Linked DNA regions of Homo sapiens: region 1 is linked to region 2. The links are chromatin loops, found by intact Hi-C in ENCODE. Cell type or tissue: endothelial cell of umbilical vein. All regions are shown on one strand. Links, peaks and the distances in the headings refer to the core of each region. The heading gives the core; the rest is flanking DNA.

Region 1 (2,923 bases), core at 243-2,742, 160 kb before region 2:
CTACAGGCACGTGCCACCAAACCTGGCTAATTTTTTGTATTTTTTAGTGGAGTTGGGGTTTCATCATGTTGCCCAGGCTGGTCTCGAACTCCTGGGCTCAAGCAATCCACCCATTTTGGCCTCCCAAAGTGCTGGAATTACAGGCATGCGCCACTGTACTGGGCCTATTCCTTTTTCAAGAGGGAGAAGTTTGGTTTATATCTCAGTTTGCTCAGGCTGCTCTAACAAAATGCCATAAACTTTGTTGCTTAAACAACCGAAATATATTTTCTTACAGTTCTGGAGGCTGAGAAGTCCAAGATCAAGGTGCTGGCCTATTCAGTTCCTGCTGAAAGCTCTCTTCCTGGCTTGCAGACAGCCAGCTTCTCCTTATGTCCTCATACTGTCTTTCCTTGGTCCATATAGGGGAGCAGGCAGATTTCTTTCAGTTCTCCTGAAGCCACTAAACCCATCATGAGGACCCTACCCTAGGGTCTTAGTCTAATCCTAAATTACATCCCAAAAGTCCCATTTAAATACCATCACCTTGAGGTTTAAAGCTTTAACATATGCATTTTGAAGGGACAGAAATAGTCAATCCATAACAGTTGAATTTTTTTATGTCAGAAAGTTTCAACAACAACACAAATTTTAATATGTGGTATTGGAAGAAAAGTTTTCATAAGTGCAACTTCTTCATTTTATATATGTGTTTATACATTGTGTTGAAATTCATTTAAAATTACATTTACTTTAATAGGGGTTTGAAAAATTTCTCTTTAAAGGAATCTTGTGATTTCTTTTGCAAAACTTTTTTTTGGTAATCAGAATCATCGTTCTATAATTTATTTATCTGTTTTACAAATTTGGATGCTTACACAATTGATTTTCTTAATTCTTCGTATGGATGGACTTGCTGCAATTCTTATTTAGGATGTATATTTACTGTATGAAATGAAAATGTAGGCTGAAAGTCAGAAAATAAATAAATTTTAAGCTCTTGTCAATCTACATATATGAGCATAAATTTTAAAAAATATATCTTTTTTCCCAGTTTATTTAAATTGTTGCCTCACAAATACGCACAACAACTTTATCTAGTAAACGTTCCTCTTGCATTAACAGCAAAAGCAGAAGGTGTGAAGGATACAGGAAGCGAGAAATAACTTTTAACGTCTGCTCTAGCCCTCCTGGACTAGCCTAAAAGCAGACAGGCAGGAAAGGCTTTGGGACATAGGGTGATTTGCAAGGTGACTCCGCCGGTCTCTTTCAAGCGGGAGCGATACACAGGTCAGCCCGGATCGTCCATGGTCACTGCCGTAAGTGACACTAACAGAATATATCAGAAAATCACTGCCTTTAAAGAACCAGGACATATCATTCCTCTCTCCAACGAAGTCTTATATTTTACCATTCTGCGTGTATTAGAAAGCTAAATTTAAACAGCAACAATAAGAAATCTTCCCCAGTGGATCCCTCGAGCCTTTCGGGAAAATGCAGGTTTCTGGCTGACAGGAAGAAGAAACAGCATCCAATCGGCACTTGTGTCTCAATGACCAATCAAATTTCGCCTTACATTGCATCGCTGGGATAAACGGAGCTGGACGACTCAGTCTCTTGGTCTGTGGCTGCTGCGGTTACCTGGATGGGCGAGCACCTCTGAGGCTGGCTTTGTTACCTGGGCAATAAGGGACTAGCAGTTCAGCCGTTTTCTATGCCTGCTGGATTTGTTTGTATTTGTTCCCAGCCACTGCTCATGTAATGTACTCCCTTAACCAGGAAATTAAAGCATTCTCCCGGAATAATCTCAGGAAGCAATGCACCAGGGTGACAACGCTAACTGGAAAGAAAATTATAGAAACATGGAAAGATGCCAGAATTCATGTTGTGGAAGAAGTAGAGCCGAGCAGTGGGGGTGGTTGTGGTTATGTGCAGGACCTTAGCTCGGACCTGCAAGTTGGCGTTATTAAGCCATGGTTGCTCCTAGGTGAGTATATCGACTTGCCACTAGATCATTGAGTCCTTTTAGCCAGATTACGTTCTCATTTTCCCCCTTTATGCGTAATAGTCTGTATTATCAGCTATCCTGCCGAAAAGCTGAACTGTTTCCTTTTTTGGATATGGAACTTCCATTAGCCAGCTAGAGCCGTTTCTGCCTCACAGTGTACCCATAAGAAGCATAGATGCTATTCTCGTAGCACTTGGCACTGCATATTTGAATTTTAGAAAAGCTTTCTTCCCGTTTCTCTAACTTCTCTGGAGAATAACACATTGATGTTGTGTTTTCTTGGCTTATAAAAAATACAGCTTGAAAAAAAAGGAATGAAAAAAGAATGTTTGTATCAGGCAGAACTACAAGTGACAATGGTTAAAGTTATAGAAAAGTTAATACTCGAAATAGTCCTGTGCTTGCTGGCCTGCGCAGCTCTTACAGACCGTGCGGAATACATGCCTCCTGTGGCCACGTCTGTTCATGGTGTCTGTTTTTGGAGTGTTTAAGAGAAGGAGATCTTAAGATCTTATGATTTATTTCGTATTATGGAAATACTGAGCCCCTATACAAGCATAGTTCACAAATAGCAAATGAAGCAAGGTTATAAAAGTGCAAACTTGTTAATTTGGCAAGAATATGGTATGGTGTTCTTAAAAAAATAGTCAAGAATGTTTTCAAGTACGTCTGAATTATTTCTATTTATGAATAGAGAAATTAAGACTTGGAAAGACTAAATGACTTATCACTATGCAGCTAAGGCATTCTTGAATAGAGAGAAGACTGAGAAATAGCCCAGGTGCTGTTCACCTAGTGTCTTACTCCTTTGAGGAATCCTGTGAAGTAGGGATTATCAGCTTTGTTTTACAAATAGAAACCAGGATTTAAAATTGGTGAAGTAATTTACACAAGGTAACACACCTGGTAAATAACAGACGTATGCATCAAGCCCAA
Region 2 (2,923 bases), core at 127-2,626:
AACAGGTGATCACAGAGCCCACCACCCTGGATTTGAGTTGTTTGAGTTTTATACATTGCTTAATTCTTTGGTGTGTTAGAGAAATCTACAAACTCTAATCAGGATGATTACTTGTATATATCATTTCAACTCTAAAGACTTTTGAACTTAATGAAATTCTAAGGTATAAAATGTTTTTCCAAGTAAATTTTAAGGTGTTTGAACCTGATGAAAGCTTAGAATCTCCATTTTCTTTTTAATCTCCTTATAAATATTAAAATGATATCTGATTGACATTGGATATTTCTCAGCTTTCGTTTCACTTCCGGACCCGACTTAAGAGGTCTACTGCTAGAAAAGAAAGCCCAAGCCTGAGTTTCACAGACCCTTCCCTGACTTAGTTAAATGGCCTTTAGTAGGTCTGAGTAGTAGCATTGATCAAACATGATTGATACTGGATACTGAGTTCATTATAATCAACTAGGAATCCAAAGACCTTTAATTCTTTTCTGAGTATAGTATAACATTCAGACCAGGCTTAGAATAAATCCTGAGAATAAGAGAAAAAGGAAATGGGCTGAAAGAGACTCCGGGCTAAAAAGATCTTTCCTCCGTTTAAACTGAGGCTCCGCAGAACCACATTGCCTAGTTGAACTATTAGTCCTGCACCAGGGTAATTAGGCACTTGGTTTCCCCATTGCTTCTTCAGAATACATCAATTAGAAAAAAACAAGGGGCATCAAAATAATACGCAATTATGGATATTTCTCAGGTTCTTCTTGATGCTTAATAAGTGACAAATAAGATTATAAAGCTTTATTTTGCTCTAACCATAATTGGCTTTTATTATACACTAAGATATTGCTTTGGGGCAATATCTTAATTATTTTTTGATAACAGCATTGAGGTTTTCATTTATTTTTACATCCTTACATGTGGTTGGAGGATGGCTAGTATGGGTTGAGATTTTGTCTGAGAATGTGGACTAACCTGAAGGAGACATTCAGTCTTGGTCATATTAGCATATTAGCATCAGGGTCTACACAGCCTGTGGCTGTCTCTCTAATGCAACTAGTTGCTGGTCCATCTGGACATATATGTTTTTCTAGATTGATATTTCTTTTTCTTTCCTACACTTTTCTATTATTTATTTATTTTTTTTTGAGAAAGTGTCTTGCTCTGCCACCCATGCTGGAGTGCAGTGGCATGATCTCGGCTTACTGCAGCCAATCCCTCCTGGATTCAAGCAATCCTCCCACCTCAAGTTCCCCAGTAACTGGGACTGCAGGTGCATGCCACCATGCTAGTTAATTTTTGTATATATATATATATATATATATATTTTTTTTTTTTTGGCAGAGACAGGTTTTCACCGTGTTGCCCAGGCTGGTCTTGAACTCCTGGGCTCGGGCTCAAGAGATTGGCCCACTTTGGCTTCCCAAAGTGCTGGGATTTCAGGCTTTCTATTCTTTATTTTGTGTCCTTACATTCCTTCGCTTCTTTTAGGTTGAAAAGAAATTATTTTCTGAAGTCAGCTTGAAAAATTTGTCTTTTTAAATTTGGGACTAATTTATACCCCACTCCATCTCATCCTTTACCCTTAAGAAACAACATTCTCTGTATTTTACTTAATAATTTTGATGTCTTTGATTTACATTTTATAGGCACAGGAAAAATAGGACAAGTCTAATTAAAACCTCAACTGCTGCATACGCATTTCCAGGTTTCCTCTTAATGTGGATAACATTTTGTTCTAATGAAAGGTAAGGCTTCATTTCAAGGGCACTGTCTGGGCGATGCAGATTCTTGGATTCCTCTGTGTTTCATTGAAACTCATAATGTGCCTGAATGACTAAAGGGAGCACGGATGTTTTTATATTCCTCAATGGATGTCTGTTGTAATCAAGTTCAAGTAGCAAACAAAGCTCAATGTGAATGAACACAAGGGTGTCATCTATCAGTGGCATCTCCATATTTGAGTTATTATGCCATTCAAAATAAAGGCAACAGACAGACTCTGTTGTAAGTGAACACTGAATCTCTCAGTTTAGTTCGTTCAGATATTGTTGATGTGTCATTAACATGAGAGTGACCTGGAAGAGAGCCAGATTCTCTGCTCTATCTAAAAATGGATGACTGTACCGCTGAGAATACTGTGAAGCCAATGTAGAAAATCACTTCTTTTGGAAAGGTGCAGTCTTTAGGCTGAAAAATTCTCAATCTAGACATTAGACTGTAAATGACTGAGGACTTATTTGCAGAGCATTCTTGGCTAAAGGACTAATATTCTTTCCTTGATGTCTTTAAACAAATGTTATTCGGCTTGCTTTGTTTTTTCTGGACACATTGTTACCGACATTAAAAAGAAGGTAACATAAACTTTTTGCCAATTGTTTTTTCCTAGAGGAGATTCTTAGTTGTACAAAAATTAACCTATTCAAATAGCTCAACTGAAGGGGGGATGGTATTTACTGAAAAATGCTAAGATCTTATGAATCTGAGAAGAGCAAATGAAGATTTGGGCTTTTATAACTGAAGTCAAGAACTGAGTTTCCTTGCTCCTTCTTTTTCAGTGTTTTCTCCATTCTTCTTTCTCACAGTTAGTTTCCTGAGTATATTCCTCTTGCACAGAAGGCTATACGGCCATCTCAACATTGACGATACATGATCTTTTAGCTTAAATCCTTGTGTCAGATGGACTCAGACTTCCAGTGCCTCAATTCTAAAATCCTTACAGATAAATCTTATTAATTGTTAGCAATATGCAGCTGAGCTTAGCTCAGGAGCCCCTCCCTGACTACTCTGATGTGTTCAAGGATTAACAAGTATGGTCATGCAGACTTGAATGAGGTAGTCTCTATTGAAGTAGTTGTGGTTTGAGTAGACATTCATACTTGTGTCTATTACAGTCCCTATGCTGTGTCTAAATCCATGGCCTTAAAAC

What was found. A loop is a pair of places that touch in the nucleus more often than their neighbours do. Peaks named below come from ENCODE experiments on the same cell type or tissue, not always from the same donor. Only the 100,000 strongest peaks of a DNase experiment are listed, where the experiment ranks them.
Region 1: it touches region 2 in a loop (4-fold over the local background); 2 of 110 quality-filtered maps call a loop at or near these places.

Annotation. Positions count from the first base shown.
Region 1 is chr2:183,077,194-183,080,116 of GRCh38, forward strand. It overlaps DUSP19 (dual specificity phosphatase 19), which reads left to right and starts at 1,554. Exons shown (of 4, transcript NM_080876.4): 1 at 1,554-1,966. The coding sequence starts at 1,741. In endothelial cell of umbilical vein, for the core only: no CTCF peak of the experiment used is centred there; a DNase peak (open chromatin) is centred at 1,538; H3K4me3 peaks cover 1,455 bases; H3K27ac peaks cover 1,083 bases.
Region 2 is chr2:183,241,143-183,244,065 of GRCh38, forward strand. No RefSeq gene overlaps it. Among named protein-coding and RNA genes, the nearest start is that of NUP35, 120 kb to the left of the region's middle. In endothelial cell of umbilical vein, for the core only: no CTCF peak of the experiment used is centred there; no DNase peak of the experiment used is centred there.